Regions from separate parts of the Homo sapiens genome. Here region 2 is linked to region 1. Evidence: chromatin loops called from intact Hi-C (ENCODE). Cell type or tissue: GM12878. All regions are shown on one strand. Links, peaks and the distances in the headings refer to the core of each region. The heading gives the core; the rest is flanking DNA.

Evidence for each region. A loop is a pair of places that touch in the nucleus more often than their neighbours do. Peaks named below come from ENCODE experiments on the same cell type or tissue, not always from the same donor. Only the 100,000 strongest peaks of a DNase experiment are listed, where the experiment ranks them.
Region 2: a loop joins it to region 1, with 2.0 times the contacts of the local background. A loop is called at or near these places in 9 of 110 quality-filtered maps.

Annotation. Positions count from the first base shown.
Region 1 is chr18:70,429,337-70,438,413 of GRCh38, forward strand. It overlaps the pseudogene RPS2P6. Among named protein-coding and RNA genes, the nearest start is that of LINC01910, 49 kb to the left of the region's middle. RefSeq lists an enhancer at 955-1,124. In GM12878, for the core only: a CTCF peak has its summit at 4,753 (motif pointing left); a DNase peak (open chromatin) is centred at 4,734.
Region 2 is chr18:70,353,318-70,362,394 of GRCh38, forward strand. No RefSeq gene overlaps it. Among named protein-coding and RNA genes, the nearest start is that of LIVAR, 20 kb to the left of the region's middle. RefSeq lists an enhancer at 4,006-5,205. In GM12878, for the core only: no CTCF peak of the experiment used is centred there; a DNase peak (open chromatin) is centred at 4,904.

The DNA.
Region 1 (9,077 bases), core at 827-8,826:
TAACCTGGAGGCACAGTGTACCCGCTTCAGCTTTTGAACTCTGCTTACAGTATTATTGGAGTGGTCAAAATGGGGATGGCTTCTACAACAAAACCTCTAAAAGCAAAGGAACAGGATTTGTCACAACTCCTGGTGTCCTCAGGGACAAATGCACCGTGGTGATGCTGAGGGCTGGAACCCCGGCTGCGCCTGTTCCGCTGCTGCAGTCTCACTTTGTCCCGTCCCTGACTGGGAATGAAACACTTGCCTCCAGCTGGGATGTAAACATTTTGGAGTCTTTCGATATTTGTTCCAATTTAGCCAGTCATCATTGACATTTTCCTGGAAATTTGCACAATATTCTTTCATTTAACACTGGGATGAATTCCAAATGAAGAAGGCTCACTATTCTTGTGTGTTTTTTAAAAAAATTTTGAACCTCTCCCTCCATTTTTAGATGAATAAATGTGAAGAAAGAGACGAAAGAACATAGAATTTAGAAAAATGATGTGGATGTATTAACTATGCCTAAGTTACCAAACCGAGCCTCCTGAAGACTCTACGTTGGTCACACCCATCCATGTCATATTCAGGCAGGGCGGCCGCAAGTGGATGCCGGCGTGCTTCTGACTTCGGGTTTTCTCTGAAAGCCATTAAGAACAGGAAACGAAGGATGTTACGTCGTGATGACGAACCTAGAACAGCTTCTAAAACAAACAAGTTACATAGTGATGAGGAACATAGCAGAGCTTCTAAAACAAAGGAAGTTACCTAGTGATGAGGAACATAGAAGAGCTTCTAAAACAAAGGAAGTTACGTAGCGATGAGGAACATAGAAAAGCTTCTAAAACAAAGGATGTTACGTAGTGATGACGAACAAGAACAGCTTCTACGTCTTCTCTGAGAAAACACCAAATGGCGGATAACGCCGGTGCAGCGGGGGCCGGAAGCCCCGGGGGACCCTGGGATGGGGAACTGCGGTGGTTTCCGCTGAGGTTTCCGCAGTGGCATGCGGGCCGGGGTCGCGGCCGTGGATCTGGCCGTGGACCGGGCCAGGGCCGAGGCTGCGGAGCTCGCGGAGTCAAGGCCAAGGATAAGGGGTGGACACCCATTACCAAGCTGGGCCTCCTGGTCAAGGACATGAAGATCAAGTCCCTGGAGGAGACCTATCTCTTCTCCCTGCCCATCAAGGAATCTGAGATCATTGGCTTTTTCCTGGGGGCCTCTCTCAAGGACGAGGTTTTGAAGATTATGCCGGTGCAGAAGCAGACCCGCGCCGGCCAGCGCACCAGGTTCAAGGCATTTGTTGCCATCGGGGACTATAATTGCCACGTCGGTCTGCGTGTTAAGTGCTCCAAAGAGGTGGCCACTGCCATCCGCGGGGCCATTATCCTGGCCAAGCTCTCCATTGTCCCCGTGCGCAGAGGCTACTGGGGGAACAAGATCGGCAAGCCCCACACCGTCCCTTGCAAGGTGACAGGCCACTGCGGCTCTGTGCTGGTCGGCTTCATCCCCACGCCCAGGGGCACTGGCACCGTCTCGGCGCCTGTGCCCAAGAAGCTGCTCATGATGGCTGGTATGGATGTCTGCTACACCTCAGCCAGGGGCTGCACTGCCACCCTGGGCAACTGCGCCAAGGCCATCTTTGACCTTACAGCTCTAAGACCTACAGCTACCTGACCCCCCGACCTTTGGAAGGAGCCTGTATTCACCAAGTCTTCCTATCAGGAATTCACTGACCACACCTGGTCAAGGCCGACCCAGAGTCTCCGTGCAGAGGACCCAGGCTCCAGCTGTGGCTACAACACAGGGTTTTATACACAAAAAATAAAGTGAATTAAGCCTGTGGGGGAAAAAAAGAAAAAAGAACAGCTTCTAAAATAAAGATTGATTATAATAGGCTGGGTGAGACTTCTGACAAATCCAGACATGAGGCAATAGGAATTCTCCCTGAGTTGAGAAATACAGTCCTAACTGTTTATTCAGTCAAGGAGGATTACACAGCAACACGCTAGAAGAAGATTTAAGGATGAAAAGTCCACATGATGAAAGAGGAAGTGTCACCTTGGAGGGTCTGGCATTCAACATTGGATTAAACTGAAGCCCAGGAATTCCTACAAAACATCCCCCCACCTAGTACTAAGTAATCTTCACTATCTGCCTGACAATGGAATGTAGGAATTGTGTCACACCCAGAGGGTGCAGGTGGAGTTTTCTCAGGATGCCGCAGTGCAGGGTCAGTGTGGGATTTAATAATATTTTGAGAATAAGAAGAATCAAGTTGGGAGGTTTTAGGAATAGTGAAGTTACCTCCCATAAAGTCCCTTTCCCAAGATTGCAGATATCATCATGTACTTAACAAAACCCTACTAATCAGAGATATGTATTGTACAAATGAAACCTTGGGTGGACAACAAGAAGTGTGAAAAAAGTTGAACTCAGGTCAGGCACGGTGGTTTACGCCTGTTATCCCAGCACTCTGGGAGGCCAAGGCAGGCAGATCATGAGGACAAGAGATCAAGACCATCTTGGCCAACATGGTGAAACCCTGTCTCTACTAAAAATACAAAAATTAGCCAGACTTGGTGGCGGGTGCCTGTAGACCCGGCTACTTGGGAAGTTGAGGCAGGAGAATTGCTTGAACCCGGGAGGTGGAGGTTGCAGTGAGCCGAGATCGTGCCACTGCACTGCAGTCTGGCAACAGAGCAAGACTCCGTCTTAAAAAAAAAAAAAAAAAAAAAAAGTTGAACTCAATAGAAACCAAAGAAAGGCAATGTTAAGTAATTTTCCACTTGCCAATTTGGCAGAGAGTAAAAAGGAACAATAATGACCAGTATTTGTGAGGGTATCAGGAAATGGCAGCTCATATGGTAAAAGTATAAACTGATGTGATCTGTCATTCATTGCCTTTTCAAAAAGTATAATATATAAATATATATAGCAGTGTTTAAAACTGTAACATTATTTTTATTGCCCAGGAAGTTCAAATAAAAATAAACATCTTCATAGTAAGAAAATGGTACAATGGGCCAGGTACAGTGGCTCATACCTGTAATCCCAGCACTTTGGGAGGCCGAGGTAGGCAGATCACCTGAGGTCAGGAGTTTGAGATTAGCATGGCCAACATGGTGAAACCTCGTCTCTACTAAAAATACAAAAATTAGGCGGGCGTGGTGGCGGGTGCCTCTAATCCCAGCTACTCAGAGGCTGAGGCAGAAACCTGAACAAACATCTTTCATTAAAGGATATTCTTAGGTAAGCACTTAAAACTTTTTAGTATATTACAGGGACATAGTTTTTACTATTCCAACTGTAAAACATTAAGACATGACAGTGGTGATTGTAACTATTTTGTAGGAGCGTTGAAATGATTATGCTTTGTTTCATGAGAAAGCAGAGTGAAAAATTCCACATACCTCTAATTACATAACTTAATAAAGTTATTTATTTTGGTTACACCTATCAATATAATTTTCATGCAGTGCAAGTTATGCCATAGGGATTATGGTTGTCAACTGAAGAATGACAAGGCTTATAAATTTGGAAAGGGTTGCAGCCTGCAGGGTGGCCATCTGACAGGGTGGGAAGCCAGAAACAGACATTTTGAGGGAGGGGCAACAGGAACAGGAATATATGCTGAACGAAGTGGCTGAATATATGTGTTTAATAAGCTACAGGAGAAGTCATGAATCTTTGTGAAAGAGGAAACATGTGCATGAGCAATAAAGCTTCCTGCTTCTCCAAGGGATCCATGTTCAGAAAATGGCCATGTTAGCATGATCGGAGAGTGGAGTGTTTGGCCTTCTGACTTCAAAAGGTGAACCAGAGGACACAAAAATTCCAACTGCACATTCCTTGTAGACTCCATGGTCCGTGGTCTCTTATCAGGCAAAAAGGAGGGGTGGGCAGTGTCAGGTTGGTCAATAGCGGTGGAATCATTTGAAAGACTGGTTTCTGTTTTGCTCTTAGGGAAGAAAGCTTAATGGTGGCCAGCAGGGGAAGGGCACATTGAGGTGTGTCTGACCCCATTCCATCATGGTCAAGAACTCAGTTTCCAAGGTTACTCTGGGGTCCCCTGGACCAAGAGGGGGTCCATTCAGTGAGTTGAGGAGCTTAGCATTTCATTTTTATTTCTCATGGGTTTTTCTGTCAGGCCAATAAAAAACAACAAACACGCATGGAAGAAGTACTGTGGCTGCCTTTTTTTTTTTTTTTTTGAAATGGAGTTTTGCTCTTGTTGTCCAGGCTGGAGTGCAATGGCACAATCTCAGCTCACCACAACCTCTACCTCCCGGGTTCAAGCGATTCTCCTGCCTCTGCCTCCCTAGTAGCTGAGATTACAGGCATGCGCCACCACGCCTGGCTAATTTTGTATTTTTAGTAGAGACGGGGTTTCTCCGTGTTGGTCAGGCTGGTCTTGAGCTCCCTACCTCAGGTGATCTGCCCGCCTCGGCCTCCCAAAGTGCTGGGATTACAGGCCACTGCGCCCAGTCCTGTGGCTGCCTTAAAATATCTGATACTAATATTACCTAGGTATTACAGACTGAACTGTGTCTCCCCCAAATTGATATGTTGAAGTCTTAACCCCCAACTGTGACTATAATTGAAGATAGGGCCTATAAGGAGGTAAATAAGGTTAAATGAGGTCAGAAGGGTGGGGCTCTGGATAGATACAGTATCCTTACACCAAGAGACACTGGAGAGCCCTCTCTCTTTCCCCACAGGCATATAAGAGGCCATGTGAGCCCACAGCGAGAAGGCTGCCATCTGCTGGCCAAGAGAATTGGTCTCGGAATGAAACCACCTTGTGGCCACCTTGATCTTGGACTTCCAGCTTACAGAACTGTGAGAAATACATTTTTGTTGTTTAAGTCACCCTGTCTATGATATTTTGTATGGCAGCCTGAGCTATGATATATGGAATGCCTATTTATTATTTTTTAATATCTATTTCAATCTTATCAGGTAGCTACTTCATTAGCCCAACGTTGCACATTGAGGTTTACGGAACTAACTTGTCCAATGTCACACAGCTGATCACTGGAAGAACCAGGAATTAAAGTCTTCTGATTCTAAATTCTAAATTCGTTTCTTTTCTTTTTCTTTCTTTCTTTTTTTTTTTTTTTTTGAGACAGAATCTTGCTCTGTCACCCAGGCTGGAGTGCAGTGGCGTGATCTCAGCTCACTGCAACCTCCACTGCCAGAGTTCAAATGATTCTCCTGCCTTAGCCTCCCGAGTAGCTGAGATTACAGGTGAGTGCCACCATGCACAGCTAATTTTTATATTTTTAGTAAAGACATGGTTTGGCCATGTTGGCCAGGCTGGTCTCAAACTCCTGACCTCAAGTGATCTGCCCACCTCGGCCTCCCGAAGTGCTGGGATAACAAGCGTGAGCCACCTCACCCTGCCTCTAATTTTAAATTCCATACTATCATGATTACTCAGATTAATTTTTTAAATAATGTGTTACTTTCATCATTGAACCTCATAAATAGTTGTATAACTTTTGGTTTTCCCATCACCTAAAATAAAACAGCACATTACTAAAACTGCTGTAGCTTTACTTTAGCTGTTTATTTTTCAAAACATGAGTAATTATATTTCAGTGGATTGTCTTAATTTTATATGGCTGGGTATAGAAAGAAGAGTAACTCCACTTTAGAGATGGCAGTGGCCAGGAATAATCATGATTCCCATCATTTTTGGCTGGAGAATTTTAAAAGAATATTGAAAAAAAGTAGTGCTTTAGAGGGGACTGTGCTAATGATTCTGCTATTGGCAGGTCACCCCAGGAGAAATAAGTCTCAGCCCATCAATTTGCTGATGCTACTTCTCTGGGAGAGGTGAGGATGTTCTCAAAGAAGGCAAGAGTACTCATTATTGTAAAGATAAAACATGATTTAAAAGACTCATGAGAAAAGTTGTTTTCTAGAAGCACAGCAAACATCACGAGGAAGCCATGTTGCTTATCTGCAGTCTTTGCTTTGATATTTCTGTGTTGGATTAGTCTTTGACATTTGGAAATCAGTTCATCATTATTGGAGCAGTGGTGTTCTTAATAAGAAAAAAAAACATCTAAAGCAAACTAAATGGTGGAGAGGAAAGGCTGTATATGTTAAGAGGTGAGTTAGGAAAGCACGGAGGAACTCTGACTTGGAGCCGATTCAAATAGGACTGAGAGAAGTAGTGGATAATACCATAGATGTTTAATAACAGCTTGCAGACAAGGTTCAACAAGGACCTGTCAAAAGTAACTCTTCCAAATACCATGATAGAGTTAAGGCAGAGGACATCTTTGCATTGTTTCATTATGAAATATTTCTTAATTATAAAAAGTTACAGAGAAAATCAGCCAGGCACAGTGGCTCACACCTGTAATCCCAGCACTTTGAGAGGTCAAGGTGGGTGGATCACCTGAGGTCAGGAGTTCGAGACTAGCCTGGCTAACATGGTGAAACCCTGTCTCTACTAAAAATACAAAAGTTAGCCAGACACGGTGTCAGGCACCTGTAATCCCAGCTACTCGGAGGCTGAGGAAAGAGAATCACTTGAAGCCGGGAGATGGAGGCTGCAGTGAACCGAGATCACACCACTGCACTTCAGCCTGGGCAACAGAGCGAGACTCTGTCACAAAAAAAAAAAAAAAAAAAAAAAGAAAAAGAAAATTTCAGAGAAAATCATGGCCAACAGGTGTGTGTGTGCCCCTCAGCCCTATCAAAGCTCAACATGTTGCTATATTAACTGTAGATTTAAAATGCCATATTTGCTCCAGGATTTAAATGAGAACAAATTACAGAGACACTTACCCCCTCTGTAATACCTTCCTCTCCTGTTACTCTCTCTCTCCTTTCTTTCCCAGGGGAGGGTTTAGTGTTTATTATTTCCATGAGATTTTTTTAAAATGGCTTTTCATTACTTAGGTAAATACCTGTAAATTACCGCCAATATTTGTAGAGGGTTGAATGCTTGTCCTCCCAAAGGGTATGTCCACATCCTGACCCTCTGCAACCTGTGAGTGTGCCCTTATTTGGGAAGTGTCTTGGTGGATATAGAAAAGACATGATCCTCCACCATCCGGTGGACCCTAAATCCAACAAGTGTCCTTACAAGACAGAAAAGAGAAGACCATGTGAAGATGGAGGCAGAGACTGGAGTGATACGGCCACAAGCCGAGGACGTCCTGGAGCCACCGGAAGCTGGAAAGGGCCAGGCAGGAACCCCTAGGGCCTTTGAAGGAGTGCTGCCCTGATGGTCCCTTGGATTCCAACTTCCGGCCTCCAAAAGGGTGAGAGGATACATTTCTGTTGTCAGCTACCCAGTTCATGCTTATTTGTGATGGCAGCCCTAGGAAACTCATGCAGTATTGATTTGCATCTTTCAGACTAATGTAATGGTATGTTACTGTATCAGTCTACAACCTACTTTTTCTCACGGTTTGATATTTATCCATAATGCTACATATAATTTTATTTCATTCCTTTCCTTTGTTCTGTAGTGTTCCACTGCATGACTTTATTTCTAATCAGCTGAGTGACCTTGGGCTTATTTCTGTGTGTCTTCATATCCTAATCTATAAAATGGGGAAAATAATCACTAAAAATAGTGGAAGTATTAAAATTCATAAAAACCTATCTATCTTATAGAGTTCTTTTGAAAGTCAAATAATTTAATATTTTTAACGTTCTTACAATAGAACATTCCTGGCCAGGCGCGGTGGCTCACGCCTGTAATCCCAGCACTTTGGGAGGCCGAGGCGGGTGGATCATGAGGTCAGGAGATCGAGACCATCCTGGCTAACAAGGTGAAACCCCGTCTCTACTAAAAATACAAAAAATTAGCCGGGCGCGGTGGCGGGCGCCTGTAGTCCCAGCTACTCGGGAGGCTGAGGCAGGAGAATGGCGTGAACCCGGGAAGCGGAGCTTGCAGTGAGCCGAGATTGCGCCACTGCAGTCCGCAGTCCGGCCTGGGCGACAGAGCGAGACTCCGTCTCAAAAAAAAAAACACAAAAAAACAAAAACAAAACAAAACAACAAAAAAAAATAGAACATTCCTGAAACATAGTAATTGCCCTGTGTTAATTAAAAAATCTATTTATCTATTTGATTGTTGATGGATTTTTAGGATGGTTATGCTTTGCCATCATCATAAACAACAGAGCTATGAGCTGTATGTATCTTCTGGTCTACATATGCAAGAATTTCTCCGTGGTCTAGGCCTAGAGGTAGAATTTCTGAGTGTTTTGGAATTTCTGAGTATACCTTTAACTTTATGAGATCTTACCCAATTGTTCTCCAGAGTGGTTGTAACCATGGTCTTTCCTCTTGAAATAAATGAAGTTTGTCCATGTCTTTGTCAATGCTTATTGTTATTAGAGTTCGGATTTTTTGCTTCTCTGATGGATACAAAGTGGTTTAATTTCAGTATTCCATTTAACTATTATTTTTCATATTACTAGTGAAATTGAGCATCTTGTCAAATGTTTCTTGACTCTGTTTCCTATCTGTGAACTGTGGGTTTGTACCCCCATCTCTCTTTATATTGGATAGTTTATCTCTTTCTTATTTATGTATCACCCTTTGTGGATTCTGGACACTCTCTTTAAGTATTGCATATATATATATATTTTTTGAGATGGAATCTCACTCTGTTATTGCCCAGGTTAGAGTGTAGTGGTGCAATCTCGGCTCACTGCAACCTCCGCCTCCCAGGTTCAAGTGATTCTCCTGCCTCAGCCTCCCAAGTAGCTGGGATTACAGGCACCCACCACCAGGCCTGGCCTTGCATATATATACATATATATATATTTTTTTTTTGTAGAGATGGGGTTTCACCATGTTGGCCAGGCTTGTCTCAAGCTCCTGACCTTGGATTAGCCCCCTACCTCAGCCTCCCAAAGTGCTGGGATTATAGGCGTGAGCCACCGCACCTGGCCAACGCTTGCCTTTCTTTAAGTATTGCAAATCTTTTGTACCAGTTTGTGCTTTTATTTTCACTTTGTTTGTGGTGTCTTTTGTTTCATGAAAGTTTTAAAAATTTTTTATGTTGTCAAATACACCTTTTTTATCATTTGTTGTTTTAAAGAAATCTTGTTTGAAAA
Region 2 (9,077 bases), core at 311-8,310, 77 kb before region 1:
TATTCATGCAAAGAGTAAAACTTCAAGAACCTTAGAAAGAAAAAAAGCCTAAAAAAAGAATCTTAGAAGAAAACAACAGCAGGGAGGCTGAAGAGCCAAACAGAGACATTAGCAGCTATGAAATGCTGGGGAGACAGTTGCTGGAGTTCAAGTAGAGTGGGGTTGGTAAGCACTTAAGCTTTAAATCAAGACCTCAGGGTGGCTGTGCCAGAAGAGTAAGGAAAACTTAAATAGGCCAGACTTAACAATGCCTACAACCAAGTTTCAAAGGAATCCGTTACCTAGCCTTCCTTCAACAAGAAAACTTAACCCTCTTTGAAGGAAGGTAATAATAGTTCAGAGCTTCTAAAATTTTTCATCCACAATGTTCAGCATCTAGTAAAAAATTATCAGTAATGCTAAAAAGCTGGAACAAGGGACCCCAGGCCAGACTGTAGGAAAAAAGAAGACAATAGAAGTGTGCCCAGATGGGAAATCTCAGCTGAGAAATGGAAACTCCCAAAAAGAATCAAGTGGAAACTCTACAACCAAAAAATACTCTATCTGAAATTTAAAACTTGATTGCATAGGTTTAACAGCAAATTGGAGACTGAAACTGTCAGAGTTGGTCAACTTGAAGGTAGATCAATAGAAATTATATTCTGAAGACCTACAGAAGAAATGGTTGGAAAAAATTAGGAGCCTCAGTAATACTTAGGAAGTTATCAAACAGTCTAACAAAACTCAAATAGGAGTCCTACAGGAAGAGGAGAGCAAGAAAAGGATAAAATATTTGAAAAAAGATAAAAAATTACCTAAAATTGGTGAAATAATAATTTACAAATCCCAGACAGCCAACAAACCCCAAGCAGGATAAATGCAGAGAACTATACCTAGGGACATCATAATCAGACTATTTAAAGAGAAAAACCTTATAAGCTTCTGGGAATGAGAGGATGACACATAATTTCCAGAGGAACAACAATACAATGACAGCTAACTTCTCATCAGAAACAATAGAGTCCAAAAGACAATGGACTTTTTTTTTTTTTTTTTTTTTTTTTTGTGATGGAGTCTCACTCTTGTCGTCCAGGCTGGAATGCAATGGCACAACATCGGCTCACTGCAACCTCCACCTCCCCAGTTTAAGAGCTTCTCCAGCCTCGGCCTCCCGAGTAGCTGGAATTACAGGTGGGCGCCACCAGGCCTGGCTAATTTTTGTATTTTTAGTAGAGACAGGGTTTTGCCATGTTGGCCAGGCTGGTCTCAAACTCCTGACTTCAGGTGATCCTCCCACCTCAGCCTCCCAAAGTCCTGGGGTTACAGGCGTGAGCCACCGTGCCCAGCTGACAACGGACTATCTTTAATGAGCTTAAAGAGAAAAAGTCAACCCAGAATTCTATTTCCATTAAAAATAACTTTCCAAAAGAGGGTAAAATAGTTAAACAAAAGGTGAGAAAACTTATTTATCCTCAGACCTGCATTATGAGAAACATTAACATGTATTTTAAGTAGCAGTTAGACACCTTCAGTTTTCCTTAGTTGCCCTAATTCCGTAAGCTGTCCAGGCCTATCACATGTGCTGATAAGGGCTTAAGACAACTATTTCAAGGTTCCTAATAAAATGATTGCCTCTGTTTTAATGATGTTGAGCTAGGTATAAAATAAATTGCCATTTTCCAGAATAGAAATGGGGAGGGACATTCTCTTTACATTTATTATGACAACTAGCCATATGAACACAGGTGGTTAACTTTTCTACCCCTTAAGATGTAGGTAGAGAAGCCAGTACATCCAGTATATTTAGTGCAGCTAGGCCTGCTTCTATATGGAAGTTCTTGCTCAGCGTGTGCTTACCACTAAATGACAGAAAGTGGAAAATAATTGGCTGAGCAGGAAAGTTAGAGGAAAAGGGCAGAGTCTTTGATCTGCTATAAAGCATAAAAACTTTGCTCCTCGTGAAACAGAGCACAATGACTATCTCAGGAATTGACCAAATACATTAGCAAAAAAGCAGAATTGGCACTTTTCCTTCTGTGCCAATCATGTGGAGAAGTCTGTGTCCCAAGAGTTATGATTGAACTTTACCAAATCTTATTCCGATATTAGTATATGAAGCAGTTTTCTTTTTAAGTAAATCTTTATAAGGCCATACAAAGGAAAGCAGTGTTCCCCTTCCATATTAATAAAAGATGAAGCCCCACAGCCAGGCTACCAGTCAGGCATTCATAAATGGTTACCTTGTCATTGCTTATGTAGGGTATCTTATTTTTTTTAAGCTACAGAATAGTCCCATTGAGGAGAGAGTAGTTGGTAATTTTTTTATGCTAATGTTTTTTCCCCTGACATTCATAGAAATAAATGCCTTAAATAATATAAAACCCTAAGTAGAGGAAGTGTAGCATATTGGATAAGAGCATAGATTTTGGAAGCTGACTGTCTGAGTTTGTAACCTGGTTCTGTCACTTGCCTTTGTGACCTTGGGGGAAGTTCACTTTTGTGCCTCTGTTTTCTTATCTGTAAAATGAGGATAATGTTGCCTGCTTTGCCTGGGGCTGTTGTGAATATGTGAGTTATTTCTGTTAAGTATCAGTGGCATATATTAAGCACAATTCATGTATTTGCTGTCCTTGTTAAGAGACAAGTGGTGTAAAATCCAGCTCTCTAGTTTCATCTGTTGATCTCACTAACTAGATTCCAGGAGAAACTCAGTTTATCGCAGAGCAATTGATTCTATTTTGTTCAAAATATAGGCACCAACCCATAGATGCGTCAAGTTGAATACTCAGTGGTCCTCAACATTTTTCGCCTGGAAAATCACAGTATAGATGACCTTCTCGAACAAGGAGGCACAGTGGGTTATATGCCATTCTAGGCAAGCTACCTGTAACTTGATCCCCTTCCCTGTTAGAAGCAGACTGCAGTACAAAGGAGTATGGAATTATAGAGAAAAGAAATGTAGGCACCGTATTTGTTTTTGAAGAGTTGTCACAACTGATTTCAATTAAACATGTAGATGACTATAGTTGAGGAATATCAAAAGGATGAAGATGCCTGTTGAGTTCATCAATGGCTACTTATTCAGAGCTTACTGTAGCAAAGGAGTGAGCTGCAATTGCAAGGAAGGAAACTGGTAGAGACTCAAAGAGATTTGAAAGGACAGTGGGTTTTGCAGAATAAAATGAGGAAGCCTTAGGCCAATATTTGGTTGGTCAGTGTTCTATTGGGTGGTATGCCCTCTTCGGGTAGGACTTTTGGAAGTGATGTGGAGGATATGGGAGTGGGTAATGGAGCTTTCTGATTGGCTTTTCAATCATTTGTTCAAAGTCTTCGATTGGCTCACTATCAACAGGCACATAACTGGGGACCCTCACCCCTGTAGGCTGGGTAGGCTCAGAGGGGTTTTCCTGTTTCAACTAAAAGAATATATGGGCAAGGCATGGTGGCTTACGCCTGTAATCCCAGCACTTTGGGAGGCTGAGGTGGGAGGATCACCTGAGGTTGGGAGTTTGAGACCAGCATGACCAACATGGAGAAACTCTGTCTCTACTAAAAATACAAAATTAGCTGGGCGTGGTGGTTCATGCCTGTAATCCCAGCTACTTGGGAGGCTGAGGCAGGAGAATCACTTGAACTCGGGAGGCAGAGATTGCAGTGAGCCAAGATCACGCCATTGTACTCCAGTCTGGGCAACAAGAGCAAAGCTCCGTCTCAAAAAAAAAAAGACAAAGAATATTTGTTCCTCAGCTTTGGGTTCCAAGTTCAACATAAGCCAGTTCTGCAGGATTGTTGCCTTAAACTGTAAGCTCCTTTCCCATCATATACCAGTGCCTGGTATACAGCAGGAGTTAATAAATATCTGTAGAATATATGATAAATATTTTACAAAGGAGATTTTAAACATTTTACTTTAAAAACGTTCAAATTTAAAAAGTTGAAAGAACTATACAGTGAATATTCATATGCCCATCACCAAGATCTACAATTAAAAATTACTATATGTGCTTTATCAAATATCTGTTCATCCCACAAGAATAATTTTCACATGGCACATTTGATTAAGCTAATAAGAAAAAAATAAAATTAAACTGTTTATAGCCTTAATACTTACATGAGGACAGATCTAGTCTGAGGGAATAATGAAAATAGTTCCGGAGATTTCTCAATTACCCTATAAGCCAGGATTGTTTGGCAAACATAGGCGGGACTCAGATTCTATCTGAGGCTGTTAGCATCCAAGGGCTGTAGGCATTTGAAGAATGGATATGCTAAAGGTTCATTTGTAGATATTATTATGGAGCCTGTATTTACCCACACCTTTAAAAAATACATTATTAAACTTGTAAGGAGAAATGTAGGAAGTTTAAGCTTAACAGAGCTACAACAATCAGTGTTTATAATATGATTTTTTTAAAGATTCAGTGGAAGTCATCTTCATTCACAGATGAAAGTCAATCCTGTAGGTGAAATGAGGCAAGTTAAAGTTGAATGAATATGCCTGCTGCATCAGAAACTATTTAAGAGATTAGTCATCAAAATAGCTTTGCTTGGCCAGGCGCGGTGGCACATGCTTGTAATCTCAGCACTTTGGGAGGCCGAGGTGGGCGGATTACTTGAGGTCAGGAGTTTGGGACCAGCCTAGCCAACATGGTGAAACCCCATCTCTATTAAAGATACAAAAATTAGCTGGGCGTGGTGGTGCATGCCTGTAATCCCAGCTACTTGGGAGGCTGAGGCAGGAGAATTGCTTGAGCCCGGGAGGCAGAGGTTGCAGTGAGCTGAGATTGTGCCACTGCACTCCAGCCTGGGGGACAAAGACTCTGTCTCAAAAAAAAAAAAAAAGAAAAGAAAAGAAAAGTAAAGTTGAATGACTACGCCTGCTGCATCAGAAACTATTTACGAGATTAGTCATCAGAATATTTTTGCTTGGCTAGGCGTGGTGACTCAGTCTTGTAATCCCAGCACTTTGGGAGGCCGAGGTGGGCAGATCACTTAAGGTCAGGAGTTGGAAACCATCCTGGCCAACATGGTGAAACCCCATCTCTACTTAAAATACAAAAATTAGCTGGGTGTGGTAGAGCGCACCTGTAATCCTACCTACTTGGGAGGCTAAAGCCAGAGAATCACCTGAACCTGGGAGGCAGAGGTTGCAGTGAGCAGAGATCGTGCCACTGCACTCCAGCCTGGGTGACAGAGCAAGACTCCGTCTCAAAAAAATAAATAAATGAAAAATCTTTGCTTGTTTTTTTCGTTTTTTTCTTGAGTGTTAATATATTTTCACATTATTACTGGCTAGTGTCTTATAATCCTACCAGCTGAGGTGTTCTAAGATTGAATGAGATGATAAGAATAAAACACAGTACATAAAGCTGCAGCATATAAGTTCCCCATTCCCATTATGGTAGCTACTCTTAATAAGATAGGAAAAGGAAGTGGAGAAGGAGGCAGGAAAGGAATTTTAAAGGAAGAATACTTTCCCTAATTCTCAATAGATCATGAAAAGCTTGAATGCTGAAAAGACCATGGTACCACGTTCAGGTCTAAAATGATGATGAAGTTAGAAAAAAAGAAGAAACAAAGTAGAAGAATGGAAGATGTAAAGAAGAGGAGTAGAAAGAAAAAATGCTGATGGAAAGAAATTGATGGTCATCAAGATTTCCTTTTACTTCTGGGGGTTTATTGGCTTTGGCTAGGTGTAGAAGACCACAAACATGGTGCAACTGGACTGCACGCAAGGTCTGGCTTGTCCACACTCAGTTTTCTGCCCTCTGCCTCACACCTGTGCCTGTGGTCGCTCTCTCTTGTCTCCTACCTGAGTTTAACTTTGGGCGTACTCTGATATAAAATCATTGTCCCAGAGGGGTCACTGTTACAGAGCATCAGAGCCAGGAAGTATGTAGGAGGTATTTGGGTTCCATGATTTCATTTCACATCTAGTGAAAAGGTCCTGTAATATAGCAAACAATACAGTGCTTCAGGTGAGTCACAGATTACTTACACAGGCTCTGGTCAGATGAAATAGATTGAGCCATGATGTGGGTCAGTGATTCTGCGGGAGAAATGTAAAGTCGTAAGCCATAAGAGTGCAAGAGAATATTTGGAAAGTAATTTTTTAGTAGTTAAATTTGCCTGTAATAATCATGTCTTTCTACGATCTCGTGGATTTGTTCCACTGGAATAGAGCATCACCCCATTGTGGCAGGCACCAGAGAATTCACTCACATTATTCAAGTAGATTCTCAATTTTTAATGGCAGGGAACGTGTTTCCTGTCTGCCACCTTTGGTATGTTGTATTGAATAGGGGGGTAAAATGTAGGCCTTAAGTAAACTACTTGTTCAATAGAAGAATGAAAAATTTTTTGAATTTGTTTTGAATTCAAGGGAAACTATGACAATAGACAGGCAAAGTAGGTACACTGCTAGAGTCCACGAGGCAGTAAAGTGTCATGGTTAGGAGCACAGACAACAAGGCTTTGTCTATGCCACTGCCGTCCAATAGGACTCTCTGTGATGATGGAAGTGTTCTATATCTGTTCTGTACAATAGAAGCCACAGGCCTCATGTGGCTATTGATCTCTTGAACTGTGGCTAGTGCAACTGAAGAAGTGAGTTTGTAATTTTATTTAATTTTAATTAAGCTAATTCAAATTTTAAATATGGGCACATGTGACTAGTGGCTCCCATATTGGGCCATGCTGAACATGGAATGTAATAGCAGAACACAGACACTGTACACATGGCCAGGGTTTGCATCCCAATCCTGTCATGTTGCTACTCTTGACTGTTCATTGCATGGTGCTGTCCTCTGTAAGAGCTGTCATCAATACTATGAGTCAATATATGGAGTCCATATATGGAAATTCATATATCAAGCCAATATATGGAATAAGTAAATACATGGAAAAGAGAATCACTATGTGGAAAGTACTTAGAACAGTGCCTGGAAAATACATACAACTTTTAATGGCAAAAATTGCAATTACTTTTAAGTAGCAAAAACTGCAATTGTGCACTAACCTAACATATAGGTGTGTGTGTATATATATATATATATATACACACACACACATATACACAAACACACACATATATATATAATGTATATGTTGTCAACTGAAGAATCATGAGATTTATAAATTTGGAAAGGAGAGCTTTATTCTTTTTTTTTTTTTTTTTTTTTTTGAGACGGAGTCTCACTCTGTCACCCAGGCTGGGGTGCAGTGGTGTAATCTCAGCTCACTGCCACCTCCGCCTCCTGGGTTCAAGCGATTCTCCTGCCTCAGCCTCTGAGTAGCCGGGATTACAAGCGTGTGCCACCATACCTGGCTAATTTTTGTGTTTTAGTAGAGACGGGGTTTCACCATGTTTGCCAGGCTGGTCTTGAACTCCTGACCTCTGGTGATCCACCTGCCTTGGCCTCCCAAAGTGCTGGGATTACAGGTGTGACCCACTGCGCCCGGATGTTGTAAGTTGCAGGCTGACCATCTGGGAAGCGAAGTCTCCCACAGAAGCCAAAAGCAAGCACTTCAAAGAAGGGAAGGATGAGACAGGACTTTATGCTGAATGGGCTGACCACGTGTGCATATTCAACAGGTTACTGGGGAAGATATGAATATTCATGAAGGGGGTACACACGTGTAGTAAGCAAATAAGCATGTTACCTGCATCCCATGTTGATTTTGGGATGGAGACTTAACACTTAAATGTATTATGATTAGGCCCTATGTGTCCAAAGGTGAAGCAGGTACAGGAAGGCATTTAGTGCGCTCACTGGTCTCTGATCAGGAAAGAATGCTGGTCAGTTGCTGTGCCAGAGTTCAGCAAGTCTTTAGAAAGGGCTGGTTTCTGTTGAACCCTTAGGAAAGAAAGTATAATGGTAGTTACTGAGGAACTGGATATAACTAGGCATGTCCTACCTCCTACCCAGTCATAGCTGGGAACTCAGTTTTTAAATTTTTTCTGGAGTCCCATTGTCCAAGAGGGGGTCTGTTCAGTCAGTCGAGGGACTTAGGATTTTATTTTTGTTTCTCAATGTATATACATGCTTGCTATTATTATTGCTTTTATGAAGAGGCTATGAGATCTGTTTTAAATAACTAGGTCAGTAAATAAATATTTGGCCTGATGTTCGGCCTCTGTTGACTTTCTGGGCCTTAATAGTTGTGTCAGTTACACACTGGGGTTAGTCAGTGTGTTCTCTTTTGGCTCTGAGAATTAATGTTCCTATGAATTGTCACTTTTAGCTTGTCTAGACAATTGATACAAGGGAATTTGGATTTTCTTTTTTTTTTTTTTTTTGAGACAGAGTCTCACTCTGTCGCCCAAGCTGGAGCGTGGTGGCACTGTGTCGGCTCACTGCAACCTCTGCCTCCTAGGTTCAAGCAATTCTCCTGCCTCAGCCTCCCGAGTAGCTGGGATTACAGGTGTCCACTACCACGCCCGGCTAATTTTTTTATATTTTTAGTAGAGACAGGATTTCACCATGTTGTCCAGGCTGGTCTCGAACTCCTGACCTCAGGTGACCCACCCACCTTGGCCTCCCAAAGTGCTGGGATTACAGGCCTGAGCCACTGCACCAGGCAGGAATTTGGATTTTCTTTTGCCATAGTGTTACCTGTATTGGTATGTTGTCTTCTATTCTCAGTTTTTGCATTTGATAAATGAGGAAGGTTCTACCTCAGTTCTCAGCTATATACATTTAGAGTCATGTGGGGGTATTCAGTAACTAATGGCTGCATTTCAAGTATTTGGAACACATTTTCTATGAATTGTTACAACAATAGCAACAATTTTTTTTTGTTGTTTTTTGTTTGTTTGTTTGTTTTTGAGATGGAGTCTCACCCTGTCACCCAGGCTGGAGTACAGTGGCGCTATCTCGGCTCACTGCAACCTCCACCTCCTGGGTTCAAGCAATTCTCCTGCCTCAGCCTCCTGAGTAGCTGAGATAGGTGGCATGTGCCACCATGCCCGGCTAATTTTTGTATTTTTAGTAGAGACGGAGTTTCACCATGTTGGCTAGGCTGGAACAAATATTTATTGAATGATTTTTCCAGACACTGGACTAAGTGTGTTACAGGCATTGCTATTTCAGTTGATC